Linked DNA regions of Homo sapiens: region 2 is linked to region 1. Evidence: read pairs that join two places in POLR2A ChIA-PET (ENCODE). Cell type or tissue: PC-9. All regions are shown on one strand. Links, peaks and the distances in the headings refer to the core of each region. The heading gives the core; the rest is flanking DNA.

The links. Peaks named below come from ENCODE experiments on the same cell type or tissue, not always from the same donor. Only the 100,000 strongest peaks of a DNase experiment are listed, where the experiment ranks them.
Region 2: POLR2A ChIA-PET joins it to region 1 with 5 read pairs; 3 of 35 experiments call an interaction of 5 or more read pairs at or near these places.

What each region holds. Positions count from the first base shown.
Region 1 is chr15:74,131,056-74,141,244 of GRCh38, reverse strand. ISLR2 (immunoglobulin superfamily containing leucine rich repeat 2) reads right to left here. Exons shown (of 3, transcript NM_020851.3): 2 at 9,929-10,038; 3 at 4,443-8,498. The coding sequence starts at 8,490. The coding sequence ends at 6,253. Among named protein-coding and RNA genes, the nearest start is that of ISLR2, 5.6 kb to the right of the region's middle. RefSeq lists enhancers at 241-772, 4,724-5,415, 9,535-10,189 and a silencer at 9,843-10,042. In PC-9, for the core only: a CTCF peak has its summit at 5,134; a DNase peak (open chromatin) is centred at 4,924; H3K4me3 peaks cover 1,673 bases; H3K27ac peaks cover 1,528 bases.
Region 2 is chr15:74,374,137-74,384,325 of GRCh38, reverse strand. It overlaps LINC02255 (long intergenic non-protein coding RNA 2255), which reads right to left and starts at 5,244. Exons shown (of 4, transcript NR_146881.1): 1 at 5,145-5,244; 2 at 2,675-2,757. RefSeq lists enhancers at 1-22, 1-207, 298-597, 4,912-5,221, 5,347-5,847 and 6 more and a silencer at 9,791-9,850. In PC-9, for the core only: no CTCF peak of the experiment used is centred there; DNase peaks (open chromatin) are centred at 5,305 and 5,745; H3K4me3 peaks cover 344 bases; H3K27ac peaks cover 1,296 bases.

The DNA.
Region 1 (10,189 bases), core at 1,917-6,916:
CAGTTGATAAAAATACAAACACTTTTTCTCTCCTTGTTCTATGTGGACTTAAACTTAATTATTAAACTTACATTCACATGTTCAAACAAAGCACACACAATTAGCACAATTTTCAAAATCGTCCTGTCTTTAAATCCCATAAATTACTTATTCAACAATGGAATGATACAAAGTCTTTCCAACTAATTTAACCCAACAAGTTGGTTTTGTTTTTGTGCCCATCATGGGGCCTTTGGATGGCTTTTTAAAAAATCCATATCAAGTCTCATTAGGAACACTGGTCATATTTTGAACAAAATGCGAATATTGCAAAACATTTTAAAATTTAATCTCTTCTATATGCCAGTCACAGCAGATCTTTCATTTTCAATATAATGTTATTCTCTATTGAGTCCTAAGGCAAAATCTTATCATTGAACAGATAGGTGTGGGTGGCTACATTTCAAATGTAATCAATGAATTGACACATTACAACTGAAATGGCTCCACTTGCTTCCTCCGAACTGCCCAGCAGGATTTCTCTTATCTATACCTTTATGTTGGAAATGTATAAGGTAAAGGTATTTGTTAGGTCAGACTTGGCAATTTATAGCCTCAACAAGGGGCCTTTCTTATGTCCTGGTACTAGGGCTTGGCTTTCTGCAGAATACAGGCTTGGATTTCTGCAGAGAAAGGAGATCCCCCAGTTTCCCTTGCTCTGTGCTTACATAGTCATGGTCCTTTCTTTGCAGGCGACACCTCCTGTTGTGCAGAGAGCAGGTCCCTTTTTCCCTATGGAATGTCTCATAACTGGGGCTCTGTTAACAAATGTGGGGCAGGGTAGTCATAGCAAGATGCCACTCCTTTCCCTCTACCTACCAAAATGCATTTCCCTGAGATCAAGGAGGAAAAACTGAGATGTCTACCAGGAAGTCACAGGCCATATATGTACTGACAACGAATCTTTGGAGATGTTAGCTTTAGTTGTGGTTGTTATTTTGATGTCATGGGTGGAGGGCTGCATTCCAGACACAAGATCTGGGACCAGAGGACCCTACCCCAGCTGCTTCTTTCTCAAAGAAGCCCTGCCTTCCTTTGTTCTTTTATATTAATGGACTTTAATGATCTTCAAGATGGTTCTCATTTCAGCTGATCTTTAGGAAACATTTAGGGGGAGGAGGCACTCCTTTCAAATAACCTTTCTTTAGACAGGTTTCTGATCTGATTCAAGGCCACATCCTGGCCATCTGGTTTCTGTAACTCAGAGAATTACTGCTCCTGATAAATTGCTCTGAGTTCTGAGGCTACTGCTGTCATATTGCATTCTCCGACCATTTTCCAGGTCTCTCAAGACACACACACACACACACACACACACACACACACACACACACACACACACTCCTCAAGCCGTTAGACTCCATTCCCATGTAGTATCCAAATAAGTTTTACAGCAAGACACACTGGAGAGATTGAAGCTAGCACAGCACATGAAGCATACAGGAAAGGCTCAAAAAAGTTGCATTGAATGGAAAGCCTTGGAGCCAGGGAGAGAGGGTCAGAGGTGAAGATTACACCTCCACACCTGGTAGGTTCTCCCAGAGAACTTGCCAGTGGCAGTCAGGCCTGAGGGGTGGAACCCAGGCAGAGACACATTTTAAACTGCTAAACAACTGATTCCCTGGAAGCGGGGAGTGGAATGTGAGCTCCCCATCTCTGGATAAGTATAAGCCAGAGTTTTACAACCACCTGATGGGGACACTGTGAAAATGAATTCAACCTCAAATTGGTAGTTGAACTGGAACAATTCAAAAAAGAACAGAGAGGAATGAGGGAGAGGAAATGAAAGGAAGACATTTTATTTTAATGTAATTAAATAAGTTAAATTAATTACATTTAAAAAGAGGTAGGAAGGAAGGCCAGAGGCTGGGGACCATTCTGTGCATTGGCCAAACATTTGGACAGAAACTAGAGTTTTCCTGAGAGGGCTGGGATTTCAGTGGGCAGTTGGCAGAGTGTCCCAGCACCCTGGTCCTTGGCCTCCAACACGTATTCATTCCTACCTGTGGTTGGAGCCTTTGGGCCTGGCCAAGCCCAGAAGGCACAAGGTCTAGCTGAGTAGTATTTGCTCATCCATTAGGATACGTGGCCCTGGACAAAGAGGGGCAGAGCTTTCACCTCCTCTCCACCTGCCCTAGTGGCACTCAGGATCCTAGAGGGTCTCGAGGAGGGCCCCCAATTCTTAGGACAGGGAGGGAAAGGAAGGGGCCTGTCTTCCCACAAGAGACCCATGACCAGATGATTGAGTTGCACCAAAACTGCTGAGCACTCACTGGCCCAGCCAGGCCTGTTCCCAGAAGCAATCACGTGGCTGGATTCCTAAACAGGCCCTAGGAATTGGGCCAGTCCTTGCCCCGTGCTCAGCGGTAGGATTTGCAGGTAGAACAAAACAGGTGTCTTCCTAAGAGATAATATTCTTGAGTTGTGTCCCAGGCAGTGGGGTGGACTGCAGTGTTGGGCTGTGACCAGGAGCAGGGCTCAGGCTGTGGCCCTCAGAAGGGAATTTTTCTTGAAAACAGCTTTGCTATGAGATCGGGCTGTTGACAGTTCTTGGTTGGCCCACAGCTACCCATGTCAGTTATCTCCGCTAACATTTCTAAGAATCTTTGTAGGACAATTTCTCACCTGCAAGCTCTTTCAAGTAGAACTCTTCTTTCCTTTAAGGCAATTAGCCCATTGCCTAAAGGTTTTACTGTCTTAAAGCTGGAACTGTCTTTCTGAGATCTAATTCCAAGGACTTCTCCACAGCTAAGTGAGATGCCTCACACCAGTATTAGGTGATTCTTTGTGTACAGAACAGAGCGTTTTCATCTTGTGTTTAAAGCAATTTCTTGGCTTCGGCTCCTCACCACTTTCTATACCAGTCTCCCATTCACATCCCTAGTAATGCCTATGCAAAAAAAAAAAAAAAAAAAAAGAGAAAAGAAAAAGAAAAAGCTGATGGTGAAACCTACAGGTTTAAGGGCTTAAATCTCAGACTTTGTGTTAGGAGTAACAGGAGTGTGCTGAGAGGGCAAGCAATAAAACAAGTCATACGAAAAAGCCACATTGCTCTCTCCTAAGCCCCAACCCCACTCCACTCCTGTGGCCAGTGGTCCAAACAGAAAATGACTGGAAGAAGACGAGGAGGTTAAAGGATCAGGGAACAAAGCATTATGTGAATTCACCAAGAAGATGTACAGAACGCTTGTGTTTACATTGTTTTTATGGAACTAGCAGAATAAAACTGATCTATTTTAAAAATAAAAAAATAAAAAAAAAAGAAAGAAAACAGCTTTGCTGGTCTGGGAAGGGAATCTGGGCTCAGGCCCCAAGAAGTGTCACAGCCACCACCTATGCCAGAGGACAGACCTGAGGCTGGGGTAGGACCCTGAGCATTGGAACTTGGGCCTGTTGCCAGCCTGGACTGGTCCAATTAGGAAGACCCACAGAGACAGCAAAAGAGGACAAGAAATTGGAAGCAGGAAGAAGGGAGGGGAGAGAGAGAATCTTTATCTGCTTCCCATTTCTGTTGCTTTCCTCTTCCATCTCTCTTCCCCGCCTCTTCCCATCTTAGGGGGATTCAGCTGAGACACACAGCAGCCCAACCCGTGTGTTTTAGGCTGGCCAGGAGCACAGTCTCCTTTCTTGATCCCCCTGTCTCTCCTGTTCCTCACCCAAGAAAGCCCCTTTCTAGGACTATGAAATCAGTGTGTTTTCAACCCTGATTCCCCAGGTGCACCCCCTTGGCACACCCTGACGGTTGTGCATGCATCATTCACTGAGTGCTCCCCACCCACCCACACAACGCACACACTTGGCTCCCAGGCCAAACGTGCCGGCTCGCTCTGGGCAATCGGCCTGGCCAGGTTCTCCCCCTTTCCTGCTTTACATCATTTGCCCGCTCTGTACTTTGTGTTATTTGTGACTTCTCTTGTGCAAGCCACAGCGGTCTTGTCCCTATGAATCCCATCCTCTTCCCACCGGCTTCTCAGGGAACTCAAAGGCTGATGTGGAGACACAGAAACTGGGCAGTGTGACACCATATACAGCCACACCCCACTACACAGACAGTCTCAAGTGAAAGAGGGTGCCGCACACCCTTGAGTGCAAATATACTTGCACGCACACTCAGACTCCCTGTGTTCAGGGTCTGCAGACACCCGCCTTCCTTTCCTGCAACCTCCCCCTACTCACTTGCAGCCTGCCCTCGTTTTTTGTCACCCCACCCTGGAGTTGGAGACACTAAGAGCAGGGCTGGGTGCAAACACCTGGCAAAAAAATCACAGGATGGTCACGCAAACAGGAAATCACTCAAAAGATTCCAACGGGAGGCTCTGGGGGGGCTCCTTCCTTCCGCGGTTTCCTCCTTCATCGCCCAGGCCTCCTCCCTCTGTCCCCTGACAAAAAGTCACCGAGCCCAGTTCAAATCGATTGTTTTATTGACTGCATACAGACGCGTTTAGAAAAGGGCACGGGCTCCGGGGGGCTACTCCGTCCCAGGCCCGCGCTTGTGCTGCGCTTCGCGGAGAGGGCTGATCCCGAGGACTGAAACTCCCCCCACCCCAACCCCGACGCTTTCTTTCAAAATGGAAAAAAGAACCCCGCCCCGAGTCGCCGCGCCGCGCCCCTCCCCTTCCCTCCCTCCCCGCCCATCCGCCCCCCCGCCCGCCCCCCTACACTACACGGTCACACTTCACAGGACACAGACTTTTCTCCTACAGGGCACGCTTGTCAGGGACTACACGCCGGGCAAACACGATTCCCGCCGAAGCAGGGGCGGGTGGGGCGGGGCGACGCGAGGACCGAGACGCGAGGACGGAGGGGCTCGGCTCCATCCGGATCCCGTCGCACAGTCGCACAGTCACGAGCAGGCTTTGTGCGAACTAGGGCGCGAGCCCTCCAGAGAGCCGCGGCCCGGGAGGCCACAGTCAGCTTCCTCCGCCTCCGGCGCTTTCCAGCTAGGGTCTGGGTCGGGTGGAGCCGCGGGAGCGGCGCTGTTGGGCGCACAGACCTCCGGAAAGCCCAACACACGGACAACGAAATTGGCCCGCGACCAAGTCCACAGGCTCAGCCGCCAAGGGGCGCGCGGTCCTGCGGCGCTTTAAGTTAGGAGAGAGACGACAGAAAACGCATTCCCTCCCTACCCCCCGACACACACACTCGATTTTCCCAGAGGCTGGGAAGGGGGTGTTAGCACCAGACCCGAAATGTCGCTGTCTTTGAAAACAACGAAAACAGGAAAATCTGAGCGCGGAGCTGAAAGGCGCCCCAGGCACCGGGCTGGACTCCAACTGGCCAGAAGTGGGGTGGGGGTGGGAGGACAGAAGGATTTGGTTCCCTGCCGGCAGGAGGCTTTGGAACTAAAAACTAGGGGTTGCCACGAATCCCGGCTTCTGGGAGTAGGGATTGAAAGGGAGGAGGGGCCGGGCGCGGTGCCTCACGCCTGTAATCCCAGCACTTTGAGAGGCCGAGGCAGATGGATCACCTGAGGTCAAGAGATCCAGACCATCCTGGCCAACATGGTGAAACCCCGTCTCTACTAAAAATAGAAGAAATTAGCTGGTCGTGGTGGCGCGCGCCTGTAGTCCCAGCTACTAGGCAGGCTGAGGCAGGAGAATCGCTTGAACCCGGGAGGCGGAAGATGCAGTGAGCCGAGATCGCGCCACTGCACTCCAGCCTGGCGACAGACCAAGACTCCGTCAAAAAATAAATAAATAAATAAATAAAATTAAAAAATAAAAAAAAAGGAAAGAAAGAAAGGGAGGAGGAGGGGTCGAGGTGGGACCCCACAGCACTCCACTGGCCTTGGCTGGCCCCCGAAACCACCGCGTTACCGCGAGGTTTCCAAAGTCTTCGCTCGTTTCCTCTGGCTCCAGAGCCCACGGTGGGGCGGGCTGCGGGGTGGATTTCGCAGATAATCGCGACGGGAATGGAGGGACATAGATATCGCCCACCGTCTGCGGGTGGAGTCTTGCATGGGGTAAGATAAACACTGTGCTTGGCGGGGAAGGGGATTCAGCCCGCAGGGAGAATGGCAGCCGTGGGTAGCAGGGACTGGTGAAATCGGCCCACTCCCTAATAGAAGTCCCTGGTAGTCAAGGTTGGGGAGTAGTAAGGGGGAGGAGTAGGTGAAGGTTGGGGACGGGGGACATAAGTCCTGCCAGCCCTAGACTGCTGCTCCCAGGCACCCTAGGTGGAGGTCGGGAATGGGCGGGCCGGACGGGCGGAGGTTCAGCCTGCCGTCTGCCTGTAGTTGCCATTAATCTCCTGGGCGATGTTGACCGCCTCGGCGCCCAGGGGCAGCCGATCGCTGTACTCAGAGCCCGCCTCGAACTCCTCTTGGTTGGCCTTGGACTGGGACTCCACCAGTGAGCAGGCCGCCAGGCTCTCCTCTCTCTGCAGGTCCCCACTTGGGTCTCCCTGCTCCGCGTCTTCATCAAGGCCCTCCCCCTGCACGTCCTCTGGCTCCTCGCCGCCCGCCTCGCCGCCTGCCGGGTAGCTTTTCTCGGACTCGAGGTACGAAGCACGCGGGTCGAAGTCTGCGGCGATGCGCTTCTCCATAGGGTCAGGGGCCTGAGGCCGCAGGATCAGACGGTAGGGCTTGCCCGGGTGTTTAGCCAGCAGATGGCAGCAGGCGGCGCCCAGAAGGGGCACTGTGGCCAGCACCAGGAGGAATACGCTCACTGCCACTATGACCAGCAGCGATGGGAGCTCCTTCTTGGTGGAAAACACCACTTGCACGTGGCAGGCTTCGCCCGCCAGCGCCAGGCACACGGAGTAGTTGGTACCCGGCCGCAGGCCGCGGAACCAGTAGGCGTTGACGCCTTCCTCTACGCGGGACCACTGCACTGCCGCGCCGCCCCCCGCTGGACACAGATAGAGTAGGCGCAGGGGTCGCCGCCCGGGTCGCGGGGCTCCGCCAGCCCCGCCGGGCCCAGGGCCCCAGCGCGCAGCCAGCGGAGTCAGCTGCACCCGCGCCTCGCGCTCCGCCACATCCAGCGCGATGACGCCCAGCTCGAAGACGTGCGGCTTGAGCTCTGCGCTCTGGTTGAACGCGTGGTTAGAAACGTACCGAGAGGGGTCCCCGTTGCCACAGCGCTGCTCCTCCGCCGGGTCCGCGAGGATCTGGTCTTCGGCCTCCTCTCCCTCACTTGTGTCCTCCTCCGGCTCCGTCTCGGTCTCCCCGAGAATGCTGACCTTGGCCAGGCCTTGGCCTTTGATTTTGCCCTCGGGTTTGGAAGGCAGGACGCTGTTGCCCCGGCCCTTGGCTGTGGACTTGCGCTCAGAGGTCGGGGCCTGTCCGTCGGGTTCTCCCCCGGCGCCAGGCGCGTGTTTTGGGGGCCCGGTTGCTGCCACCGCCACGCGTATTGACGTAGAGTTGGCGCCCAGCTCATTGTGTGCACGGCAAGTGTAGACGCCCGCCTCCTTGGCACTCAGGAGGGGCACCAACAGGGAGCCATTTGCGAGGGCCAGGAAGCGCGGTGTGGCTGGGGGCGCCGGCCAAGCGGGTGCTGGAGTCGGCGTTTGGGCTTGGGTCTGCGTCAGCAAATCCCCATCTCCTTCTCCCTCTCCTTCCTCCGCCCCAACCCCGTCGTCCTCCCCGCTCAGAACCGGTGGCTCTAAGACTACGGTGCCACCGGGGATCTGAAGTTGCCATTGCAGGCGAGGCGTAGGGTGGCCGTCGGCGATGCAGTGTAACACGAACGCCAGTCCTGCGCGCAGTGGGGTGCCGGGTGCTTCAAGCGGTGGCTCGGCACTCAGATGCACGCTGGGCGGTGCACAGGGCAGGGCGGGCAGGCGGTACACCGGCACCCCCTGCAGCGCGGGAGGCGAGGCACAAGCAATGGAGTCGGGCTCGGGTAAGGACACCCGGGTGCTCGCGGCCCAGGCCTGCAGCCACACAAGGCCGCAGCCGCAGTGGAAGGGATTGTGATAGAGTTGCAAGTGTGACAGCGCGCTAAGCGCGTCGAAGGTGCCAGGCGCCAGCGTACGCAGCCGGTTGTTGTTGATGCGCAGGGAACGCAGGTCGGGTAGCGCACCGAGTGCGTCCCGGGGCAGAGAGCCCAGGCGGTTGTGGTTCATTTTGAGCAGCTGCAGCGCGCTCAGGTTGCGCAGGTCGCTCCACGGAAAGCTGGATATGAAGTTGTGGCTCAGATCGAGGTTCTTGAGCTGACTCAGCACGGCCAGTGCGCCTGGCTCCACGGTGCGCACCTCATTGTGCGCCAGCCACAGCGACGTGACCTGTGTGACGTCGGCGAAGGCCCCGCGCCGCAGCACAGTGATCTTGTTCGCGGACAGACTAAGCGTCGTCACGTTGGCAGGCAGTCCTTCCGGCACCTCACGCAACTCTTTGTAAGCGCAGTCCGCGAACTGGTGAGCGTACTTGTCCACGCAGGCGCACGGCTCCGGGCATGATCCGGCCACTCCTAGAAGCGCCCAGACCAACCACAGGGCCCGAAGGGGGAACATCGCGGCTCCTGCAGATGGAAGCCAGGTGAAGAAGAAAGAAGGTGACTCACTGAACCCCAGCTTACCTCCCCTATCAAGCTGTGCCTCCGCAAGCCCGTTTAGCACTAGTTCCAGGGCTCCGGTAACCTCCTCTATGGCCAGGAGCCTCTCTGAAGTGAAGGTCAATAAAAATCTCGAGGTTCAACGGATGCTCCCTCCCAGGGCCCTAATTTCCTTTTCCAGCGGCCCGGTATATCGCCCTTTTTTCTCTTCCTACTCCTTCCTTCACGCTGGAGCTGGCCCCTCCGTGGGCTCCGCAGCTCGCCCATCTCCAGCGGGCTCCTCACGTACCCCTCTCTGTGTTTCTAAGCCTTCGTTTAACCTGGTGAAATGGATCCTACCCAAGAAGGACATTTTTGTCCGTGACTGGCTGTCCTCCCTGGAACCTTTGTCCCACGCACAGCACTCGCACACACGCCCATGCAGGCACACAACAATACAAACAGACGCGGGGCTTCATAATCAAACCGCCAACTTCTGCAGGGGTTTAGAGGACCTGATGCTCAATTAGGAGGCTCACAACACATTTCCTAAACTCACAAACACATATGCACCCAGACATGGACACAATAGACCCTGCAGACCTCATTGTTCTCTTAACCAGCATTTGTACGTGTTTTCCACCACGGTACAAAGCGCTTTCCTGTCCATTGTGACAATTGACAGACACAAGGACACAAGTCCTCACACGAACCGACCCACCCACAAGAACACAGGCATGTGCCTGTGTGTGCATACAGCCCTCCACTGTGACCGAAACCCAGCAGAGAAGCAATAGGAGGACCTGCACTGCACGACTTGAGATGTGGGATCTGGGGAAGCCCATCCCCATGCCCTACTGCATCTAAGGCCAAAGTCACCTGCCCGGGGCTGCAGCTCCTGTGAGGGGAGAAGAAGGGCTGCTCTGCCAACCTTCCTTACGGGGAAGGAGGTTCTCCCCCATGTTTGGACCAGGTGTGTTGGGAAAGCGGTCACTAGAGCTTCCTCTCAGGTCCCTCAGGCGGCTCCCATTGGGCAGAGGCGTCCTCAGCCAACAGGTCATGGGGCTGCCACTAGCTAATGAAGCTGGAGAAGATGAAAGATTCTGCGCCTTTCTCCACAGCTCTGCGGTGCCTAAGGACCCCCTCCCCATAACACCTTAAGCCCGGTCACACAAACGAACTTGCACAGACTCCCTGCCCCCATTTGGAGCGCCTGTCAGGTTTGGCAGAGCCCCTCCCACAACTTGTCTTTGGGAACCTGCTCCTTCACTCTGCCTTTGCTCTTCTGGGAGGGTCCCTTCCCTCCCTTCCCGGTTCCTGCCAGACAGCACCCCCACCAGCCCCGCACCCCATCAGGTGCCCTAGGCTGGACCTAACCCCACCTGGGTCAAGGTTGTGGGGTGGCCCCCATTGCTTACCCAATATTCGCCGACTCTCAGTAAATGTCCTGGGGCTGAAACCCCTTCTCCAGACCCGGCGTGGCAGAGCAGGGAAGATAGCCCAAGCAAGATACACGCATGTGTTGTGGCTGTGGGGAAAACGGGGGGCGGGGGGCAAAGAAAGGGACAGGTAAGTTTGGGGACTTGGTGGCCCCAAAGTACCACTTCAATTTTTCCTTTTGCGTCCGTTTCCCCCACCTCTCTGGCTGCAGGTTGGAGAAAGTCCTTGCGCACTCCCGG
Region 2 (10,189 bases), core at 2,499-7,498, 240 kb before region 1:
AAGCAGGGGTGGTAGGGGAATGCTAGGCAGAAGGAAGAGCAGAAACACTGGCCAGGTGGTGAGCAGGGGGTGCAGAGGGGCTAAGGGGAAGCCAGAGTGGCTGCAGTGGACACCGGGACCCAGGAGTCCTGCCTTTACCATCAGCTTGGTGAAAAAGCCCCTGAAGAGGAGATTTTTGATCTGAAGCAGCTGCTATGTGGGCCTGATGGTGGTTGAACCAGAGTGCGGGGGTTTAGATGGCCACGGGCCAGACTCAGACGTCAGCATGAGGCAACGGAAGGGATCAAGGTGGTTGTGTCTAGAGACACTGATTCATAGAAACTCTGGCCTGGAAGTGCACATGTCTGAGGACACAGGTTACCTGGTGGGTGTTTCTTCCTCCTTCCTGCACTCTCCTGTCTGGTTTCAGTTCTTCTGTCAGCCCCGTGAGTCACCGGCTCCTCCAGGTGGTGCAGGCCCGGGACCTGCCAGGATGCTGTCCCCACCCCCTGAATGTGCCCCCATCTCCATTTTCCTTGCCCCTCTGTCCCTGGGTGCCTGCTGTGACTCCCCAAGCCCCTGCCCACCCTGTCTGCTCTCTGTGTGGTGGAACCATCAGCCTGGGAGAACTGAAGAGTTAATTGTAGGACAACTGGCCCTGACAGGGGCTTTCCAGTAGACAGTGTGTGAACTTTGGTGTATGGTGGCATTGATGGGAAACCAAGGGGAGTGGTGCTGAAAGGGGCCCCTTGGAGACCATCTGTCCATGCTGCACAGGGCACAGTGGGCTTGGGGCTGAGGACCACCACGAAGCCTAGTAGCAGGGGATGGGAACCCCTAGCCCCCTGGTATTTTAAATCTTGGGAGAGGCAGGTGCGTGGGGCCTTTCTGACCTGGGGCCTCAAGATCCCCTGCCTCCTAGATCTTGTATTGCCAGCTGCTGTGGGGCTTTTGCCCCGAGAAGCTGGACTCCTGGGATTTTGAAGGGAGGCCTTGGGGGCACTCATTATAGCAGGGGTTCCCGCTGGGACCAGATCCAGAAGTTTGGTTAGGAATACAAGCCCTCGCCATTGGGAAGGGTCCCAGGGCTGATGGGGGTGACACGGAGCCCCCTGCACCCTGGCCATCTCTCCTGGGGGCCAGAGTGGCTCATCTTCTTGACCCCTGCGGCCCTGCTCACTCCCCCATGCCCCTGCTCTTCTTTAGCCATCCTGGAGAAAATTCTCTCTTGTCGCACCTAAGAGGGTCCTGAAACAGCAATAAGGACATCTAGCCCCTGTCTTCACATAGCACTGCAGTTGGCCACCCTTTCCCCACCTTCTCCTAGAGCATTATTTTGGGAAAGGGACACTCCCGGAATTGAGGTTGGATACTCAGTATAGAGGCCTCTAGAAGTTTCTCCTTAGGTCTAGCCTCCTTTGCAGGACAACTTTCTGTGGAAACCTGTGGCCTGGGAGACAGTCTCTTCTCCAGCCCCTTCCCCTCTCGAGAGAGCAGACTTTGGATGGAGCTGGGTGCATTTCTAGAATGTTCTCTCAACTGGTGGAGGTGCAAGGAGAAAGGAAGGGCTTGTTTCCTCCCTCGCTCAGGTTAGAAGGAGCTGGCATCAGAATGGGGCCGGGGAGTCCCATGCTCAGCTCTGTGTGCTGTTCTTCCCACCCCAGAAACCCTGCCTCCCACCTATGCCTTCTGTGTCCCCAGCCCTGGTTCTGCCCTGGGACCTTGGGATGGGCCTGAGGGCAGTGGCTGGGAGTCTGGGAGCTGTCACTCCTGGGGCAGTACCGCCCCCTGCTGGCCACCCAGAGAGGCCCGGAGGCTAGAAGTTTCATTCAGTGCCTGCTGGTCAGCCCAGTGCCAGCTGATTGGCCCCGTGGGGCTGGTTCCTGGGTTCTCCAGGAACAGCCTGGGTGCGCTCTGGCACAGATTCTGGCTTGGTCTCTGGCAGGCTGAGTGGTTTTAGACGAATTTCTCTTCCTGACTGGGTGGGCCTCAATTTCCTGATCTGTACAAAGAGTAGGGTGACTCAAGGAGGTTCCTCCCAGGTTTCAGATTTGGAGCCTGCTCCTAGCCTGCCTCTTCATTCCCGTTCCTGCTCTCCCTGCCCTCAAGGCCTCCCAGCCCCTTCTGGCCTCGCTCTCTACTTGGCAGGTCCCAGTGCCAGCAGCCCCCACCTGCCCTCCACTTCCCTGGGCCCCCCTCCCGCCGCCACAGGCTGCCTCCCCTCCCACTTGGCCCCTCACTCAGTGCTGGGCCTGGCTGGCTGAGGTGGGTGGAGGAGCACCCCCAATCCTCCTCCCACTCAGGCATGAACCGTTGTGACTGGGCTCCTAGCGAGTAGGTAAGACATCATACATTATCCAGTTTGCCAACTGTAAAATGGGATAATAACACCCAACTCCCAGAGTTGTTATGAGGATTAAACAAAATAATGACACATTTGTGAAAGAGCTTTGTAGGTAGGTGGAGAGTCTGTGTCAGAGGAGGGGTCAAGAGTAACTTGGGCAGGCTGCCTGGATGGTCCCTGAGGCCAACAGCGGAAGGCTGGACGACCTAGACAAGCCCTCGCTGGACACCACCCACCCTCCTGGGGTTGGAAGTCAGGTCAGACCCCTGGGAGTCCAGTCCTGATCTCCTGTGGTGAGAGAGGCCTGGAGTCTGGCAAGAGAACTCTGCCGGGCATAGCTCCATGACTTACCAGTCCCAGCAGAGACATGGGAGCGGTGGGGGAGCCAGAGACAGACCTCTCAGCACCCCTGGGACAGGAGGGGCTCTCAGTCTCTGCAGGAAAGAAAGCAAGACATTCCATAGGCACCATAGGCACCAAGACATTCCAAAGGCACAACATTGATCAGAGACTTAAGACTATCCTGAAGGCTCTCCACTCATCTCAGGAGAAATTTCCCAGGCCTTAGTTGAGCATTGAAGGTCTTAAGGACTTAAGGACCTGGCTCCTGTGCCCCTTTCTGCTTTGTTTTACCCCTCCCTTCTGTCCTCTATCGGCCACTCTGAATTCCTTGGCAACCAGACTATTCACAGGCAACTCTAGGAGAGAGATACTATTAAGACAACGATGCACAGAGAGGTTGAGCAGCTTGCTTAAGGCCACACAGTCAGTGAGTGGAGGAGCAGGGGATGGAATGCACTGGAGCCCTGCCCCTAACCTCCACGCTATGCTGCTCTCAGGACACATGGGAGGGGGCGGGTTTAGGCGGGGAGAGCAGGGAGGGGCCTTTTCAGAATTTAGGGGACAGAGGATGGTGGCCTGATGGGCAGGGCTCGGGGTCTGGGAAGAGAGGGGTGGGGTTTGGAGACACTTGGAAGAAGGAGCAGGGGGAGCAGCAGTTTGACGCTTTGAAGACTGGATGAAAGGGGCCTGGGGTGAGGGGCAGGGGCAGAGGAAGCTGGTGGGGTTGGATTTGGGTGTGGCATGGGTGTGGGCCTGGGGGCCACCCAGATGGTCGAGTTGTGGGAGGTGGGATGCTGGGGCTCAGGAGTGGAGCCCCTTGGGATTGCCAGCTCTGTGCCTAGGACTGAGTGTGGGCACCTGGCGGGAGGTGGTATGTACAGTGAGAAGTCCCAGGGAGCCTCCACATCAGGGCTGTCTCAGAAACTGGTGGGGCTAAGGAACCAGGCGAGGTTTAGGGGAGCTGGACACCTGTCCAGGAGAGGACCAGTAGGGGGGACAGTATCCATTGGCACACCCAGGGCAGAGGGAGTAGTAGCCCCAGAGACTTGAGATGGGACCTGTGGGTAGAAAAAAAAGAGGAGGTGGGGCGTGATGACTCATGCCTGTAATCTCAGCACTTTGGGAGGCCGAGGTGGGTGGATCATGAAGTCAGGAGTTCAAGACCAGCCTGGCCAACATGGTGAAACCCTGTCTCTACTAAAAAAATAGGCTGGCTGTGGTGGCTCGTGCCTGTAATCCCAGCACTTTGGGAGGCCGAGGTGGGTGGATCATGAGGTCAGGAGTACAAGACCAGCCTGGCCAACATGGTGAAACCCCGTCTCTACTAAAAATATAGGCTGGGCGTGGTGGCTAGTGCCTGTAATCCCAGCACTTTGGGAGGCCGAGGTAGGTGGATCACTTGAAGTCAGGAGTTTGACACCAGCCTGGGCAACAGGGTGAAACCCCATCTCTACTAAAAAATACAAAATTTAGTTGGTCGTGGTGGTGGGCACCTGTAATCCCAGCTACTGGTGAGGTGAGGCAGGAGAATTGCTTGAACCTGGGAGGCGGAGGTTGCAGTGAGCCAAGATTGTGCCATTGCACTCCAACCTGGGCAAAGAAGCGAGACTCCGTCTCAAAAAAAAAAAAAAAAAAATATTAGCCGGATGTGGTGGCGGGCACCTGTAATCCCAGCTACTTGGCAGGCTGAGGCAGAGAATCGCTTGAACCTGGGAGGCGGAGGTTACAGTGAGCCGAGATCGCACCACTGCACTCCAGCCTGGGCGACAGAGCAAGACTCCATCTCAAAAAAAAGAAAAAGAAAAAGAAAACGGAAAAAAATTGCACAGAGGAGGCTGGATGTGGTAGGTCATGCCTGTAATCCCAGAACTTTGGGAAGCTGAGGCGGGTGGATCACCTGAGGTCAGGAGTTCGAGACCAGCCTGGCCAACATGGCGAAACCCTGTCTCTACTAAAAACACGAAAATTAGCCAGGTGTGGTAGTGTGTGCCTATAGTCCCAGCTACTCAGGAGGCTGAGGTGGGAGAAACTCTTGAACCCGGGAGCCAGAGGCTGCAGTTAGTCGAGATCATGCCACTGCACTCCAGCCTGGGCAACAGAGTAAGACTCTGTTTCAAAAAAACAAAACAAAACAACAACAACAACAAAATCTCCAAACAACAACAAAAAAGAAATTGCACAGAGGGAAGCTTATCTTGATGGAAGAAAAGCTTTCTCATTAATGGAGTACCCAAATGTCACAGAGGCTTGGGGTACTAATCCCAGTCACAGGAGGCATCAGAGGCAGGGCTGGATGGCTGCTCTGCAGGGTGAGGGCTGTTGCTAAGGGAGCTTCAGTGGTGGTGATGGACATGAGGCCGGGGAACCTGTACCTAGTGGAAGGACCATTGCTTTCTAAACTTAAACAGCCCCTTTCCTGGGGAACAAGCTCTAACTCATGCTGTGAAACCACGACCCGCCCCGGCATTCTAAGACTCACCTGCTGTGTAGACGGAGGCCTTCTGCATCACCAGAAGGAGTCCCTCTCCCCTCCCCCATGTCGCAAGCTCATCATCTTGAGGGACTTTCCCTGTCTCTCTTCATCCCACACCCACCCCAGGGCAGGCCTTTGAACCAAGGTTTCCTTCCTGGTCTGGCATGAAAGGAAGCCAGGAGGGAGACGTCAGCAGCAGCCACGGGCACTCCCACTCCATTCCAGCTGGCCTGGGGGCTGCGGTTGACAGGCTGGCCCCAGGGAGGGGTTCCTGAGATGTTTCCTTACATGCGTAACTGGAATTGCACAGCTTGGTAATTAGGAGAGGCAGCAAAGTGTTCTATAAATGACTGTAATTATGGCCAACATGGCGAAACCCGTCTCTACTAAAAAATACAAAAAAATTAGCCAGGCATGGCGGCAGGTCCCCCTGTAATCCCAGCTACTTAGGAGGCTGAGGTAGGAGAATCGCTTGAACCCAGGAGGTGGAGGTTGCAGTGAGCCAAGATCAAGTCACTGCACTCCAGCCTGGGCGATAAGAACGAAACTCTGTCTCAAAAAAAAAAAAAAAAAAAAGGCTGTAATTATAGTTACTTTCTGAAGCCAAACCAGAATTTCCAGGATCACCTGGGGGAACCGGGTGAAGGGGAGAGGAGGAGGGAGGGGAAGATCTGGTTGTGAAGTGTCAGTTGTGGGCCAGACTTCCTCCATGAGCTATATACATGTTCACAAGGCCCCTCTGCAGACTTCTTGGGGGTCTAGATCACCAGCGGGCCTGGAACCCATCTGGTTCGGACCCCAATTTGACAGAGGCGAGAAGCCTAGAGAATGGAGTGGACTTGGTCCAAGTGACAGAGGCATCAGCAGCAGAACCTGGGCTGGAACCCAGCCATCCCATCAGCCAGACTGAGACACACATTTTTAGTTTTTGGACCACGCCAAACACTTTGTTTTCTCCTGGTCTTTCCCCAGTGTCCTCTCTAGCCTGGCACTCTCTCCTTACCCTTTTCTGGGATATATTTACCCTCCCCTTTGTTCTCTATAATGCTGCCTCCTCCAAGAAGCCTTCCCTGAACCCCTGCACAGAGTGTCTCCTCTGGTTCTCCGTGGCCCCCATGCATCCCTCTGTCCCCCCACAGACCGGCCCACCCTGGGTAGACCTGTCGCCTTCAGAGAGCAGGGACCACACTCAATTCCCAGTGATGGGCCTGCAGCCAGCTGGTACCGGCTCATAGGTGCTGGTGGCCACATTTTCAGAATTTTGCGAACGAGTTGTTAAGCACAGTCATTGTCGGTACTTAAATTATATAACCTTAAATACATTTTGTTAAAAAAGGAAATACCCACTAGCAACTCATCATTTCCTAATTATTTTACTATATGTTACCATTATTCATGCTCGTAAGGTAATTTGTGTCTATTGCACCTGGTGGTGCACACACTTTGTGATGTTGTGAACCAGCTCCACGCTCAGTGACAAAATACTGCTGGCTTTATATCTGCCAGGGTAGGAATATTTGCACCACAGAAATAGGCAAAGACTACAAATCAGGGCCCCTCACCCCAGTCCAGAGACCTGGTTGTTAAACACTGTTCAGCTCACCCCTGAATTTGCCTCTGACTTTCTGGCCCTGACAGCAGGCTTCGCACCTGGCAGATTTGGCAGGTGCTCAGTGAGGAAGGGCCACCGCGCAGGAGGAGAGAGGATGCAGGCTTAACCATGGGAGGAGGGACTGCCTGCTTCTGCCCCCAGTGCTGGCTCTGGCCTCTGCCCCATTTTCTGACCCCTACCCAGGGCTCTCACAGGGGTGTAGGTAAGCCCTGTGGCAGGGGCCTGCATCTTGGATTTGGGCGAAGCCTCTTTCCCAGGCCAGGGCTGAGGGGCCCCAGAGAGTCAGGCAGGTGTAGGTGGCCTTGGCAGGGCTCACAGAGAGCTGGGCCTGGAGGGGTTCCTGGCTCTTCCTCTTCCAAATTGTACATGGCAGTGTGCCACCTTCCTGCACCCCTCCCAGCCTGGCCACAGCAGGTGGAGTGGGTGGAAAGGCCGTGGGGCTGGGAGGCTTCAGAGAGGCATTTAGTGGGTTTTGGCATTTTGCAATGCACAGGTCAGATTTTGGGCTAAGGGTGTTTGCAGGGATGTGTTGGAGTTAAAGGTCACAACACACCTATAAAAACTGGAAATGGTCAATTATTGTCAGTGTCAAGAAGAAAAATTGCCCCTTTGTTGCCCTTTCACTACAGCAGAGTGCTACTTCAAACAAACCAATACGCAAATGCCAGCCCACAGGTGTGTTCTGGGAGGGATCTATCTAAGAATGATCTGGCCCTAAGTATCAATAGTGCTGAGGCTGAGAAACCCTGCCCCAGAAAGATGTTCTCACACACACCCAATTTTAGGGGACCCTTCAGTCCCGAGTAAAGAACCCCTGGTCTCTGCAACCTTAGTTTACAGAAGAGAAACTAACCAAGAGCTGAGGTGGGGGTGGTAAAGAGTGTGCTCAAGATCACCCAGCAAGTCCCCCTTGTGCACTCAGCAAGGTGCCTGCCCACAGTAGCGGCTCAGTAAATGTTAAATTGGGAAGAAAATCAGGAAAGGATTAGGCTCTGGCCTGAAACTCTTCTCAAGGTTGCCCTGGAAAGGATCCCACCAGCATCCCCTTGATCCTTGTTGGACTCCAGCTTCTTGGCAGCAGTTGCTGCTGCTGATTGGCATCTTCTTGACTGACATGAGGAGGCCCGATCCTGGCTGATGGTGGAGGCAGGCAAGGCTGCCTATAAGGTAAGGAAGAGAGTGGGTCAAGGTCAATTTCACACATCTAAGCCAGAGGGGACACAGTGGTTACAAGGGTTCACCATGGTGGCAGGCACCCAGGGTATTGGAGAGCTGGGCCACCCATGGTGATGGGTGGGCTAGGACAGGTTCCTGCAAGGTGTGTGGGGTTTATGTGCAGGTTGAGCTCAGATTTTCTGACCCTACCTGCCTGATGACCCAAGGTCCTTAATTAGCTAGATGCTCCTGTCTGGTGCCTGCTTCTGGAACTGGCCTTAAAGAGCCCACAAGGGTAATATCTGTGGGGGCCTCAGCTGCCACCTCTGCTCGCCATCCTTCCCTCCCTCTTCAACGGAAGCAAAATTGCATAGGTTTATGAATGTCAGATTTATAGCTCTACTTCAGGGTTCATATCCCAGATTTGCTTCTTATTGGCTGTGTGACCTTAGGCAAGTTATTCAACTTGTTTTTTTCCTCAGCTGTAGAATGGGGTTAACACAATTGTATCCACCTTGATAGGGTTAATGGCAGGATCAAATTAATTTTTTTTTGAGACCAAGTTTCACTCTTGTTGCCCAAGCTGGAGTGTAGTGGTGCGATCTCGGATCACTGCCACCCTCCTGGGTTCAAGCGATTCTCCTGCCTCAGTCTCCCAAGTAGCTGGGGTTACAGGCATGCACCACTATGGCCGGCTAATTTTGTATTTTTAATAGAGTCAGGGTTTCACCATGTTGGCCAGGCTAGTCTTGAACTGCTGACCTCAGGTGATCCACCCACCTCGGCCTCCCAAAGTGTTGGGATTACAGGCATGAGCCACCACGTCCGGCCCAAATTACTTAATTTTTTTTTTTAACAGATCAGTCAGAGGGATGGCTGGCCTAGAGTAACCAGTCAACAAATAGGAACTAATACCAGTACGGTTTTTATTGGGTTCCTCACACCCTCCACGGATGGTGAGAACTAACTTAAGTCTCCTTTTCTCTCGAGCATCTCCATCTTTCTGCTGCCCTCTAGTGGAGCCCGGCTGTATGTCCTGAGAGGACACGAGATGAACTTGGTTGTGTCCGGAGAGGTAATTTCTTGCTTCAGATTTCAAAGAAAGTGTGCCATTTAAGGAAACCTGGTGATTGGTTCTTGTACAGAGTCAAACAACTAGTTTCTCCCCCATCCTCCCAAGCGGAATGCACCTGTGGTTGGCATTTGTGTGCTGGTTTGTTGGAAGCAGCACTTTACTACAGTGAAAGGGCAACAAGGGCAATTTTTCTTCTTGACATTGATGATAATTGGCCATTTTCACTTTTTACAGGTGCAGTAACCCCAACATATTTCTGTAAACTTCCTTACCTGAGCTTTTATAGCAACCAGGTGGGGCCACATGTTGTCCCAGCCTGGTCCCCTGCTCCCATGGACCTTGCGAGAAGCGAAAGGACAACCACAGAGGGTGGGGGTTCTGTGCTGGGCACTGGGTGTGCAAAGCTGTATGTGATGTAACCGTGGACCTTGGAGAGAGGTTTCTTTAAGGGAAAGATGAGGATGGAGCGGGGCAGGGGGCAGGATAGGAAGGAGCCTGGATACCTACCTGGTCTGGCTGCTGGGAGGTCAGTGAGAGCGAGGGGAGGGGCAGGCCAGAGTACTGGATTGGAATAGTCCCCGGGCCCCCTGCTGGGGAAACTGAGTTCTGGGAGGGACAAAGCTGTGCCGCACACCTGGCTACCTGAGGGACCCTGGAGCTTGGTCTGTCGCAGCACACCTGTGTCTGCGGGCAACACGGCCGATGGCCACTCCAGATGCTCGATCAATTCTGCAGCTTAGGCCAGTCTCAGAAGGCTCCGCAACACCTGCGCCAGGTCTCTGCGCCTTCCCCACGCGTTCACGCTCCAGGTCCTCACGCCTCTCAGCCCTGGCCTTGGTCCCGCCCCCTCATGGCCAGCCAATCCGAGAACCCCAGCAACCCCCTCGTCCAATGCGGCGCCTCCGGGTCCGCGCCCGCCCCGCCCCCTCCACCGCAGCCTCTGTAGGTGGATGCTTTCCGCTGCTCCGGCCGCCGGCGCCCGAAGCCAGCATCCCAGCTGCGGCCCCCACCAGGAGGTGCTGGAGGGGACTGCGGCTCGTGCCCCGGAGCCAGTCCTAGGCTCCGGAGCCAAGCGTGTCTCCCGGCCTCGTTCCCAGGATCTCCCTTCTGGAAGCCGCACCTTCTTCTCGTGCGCCCTCCCCACGGGCAGGGGATACATCCCGGAAGCGGTGCAGGGGAAGGCTCTGTGGACAGGGGCGCGGGCTCTGG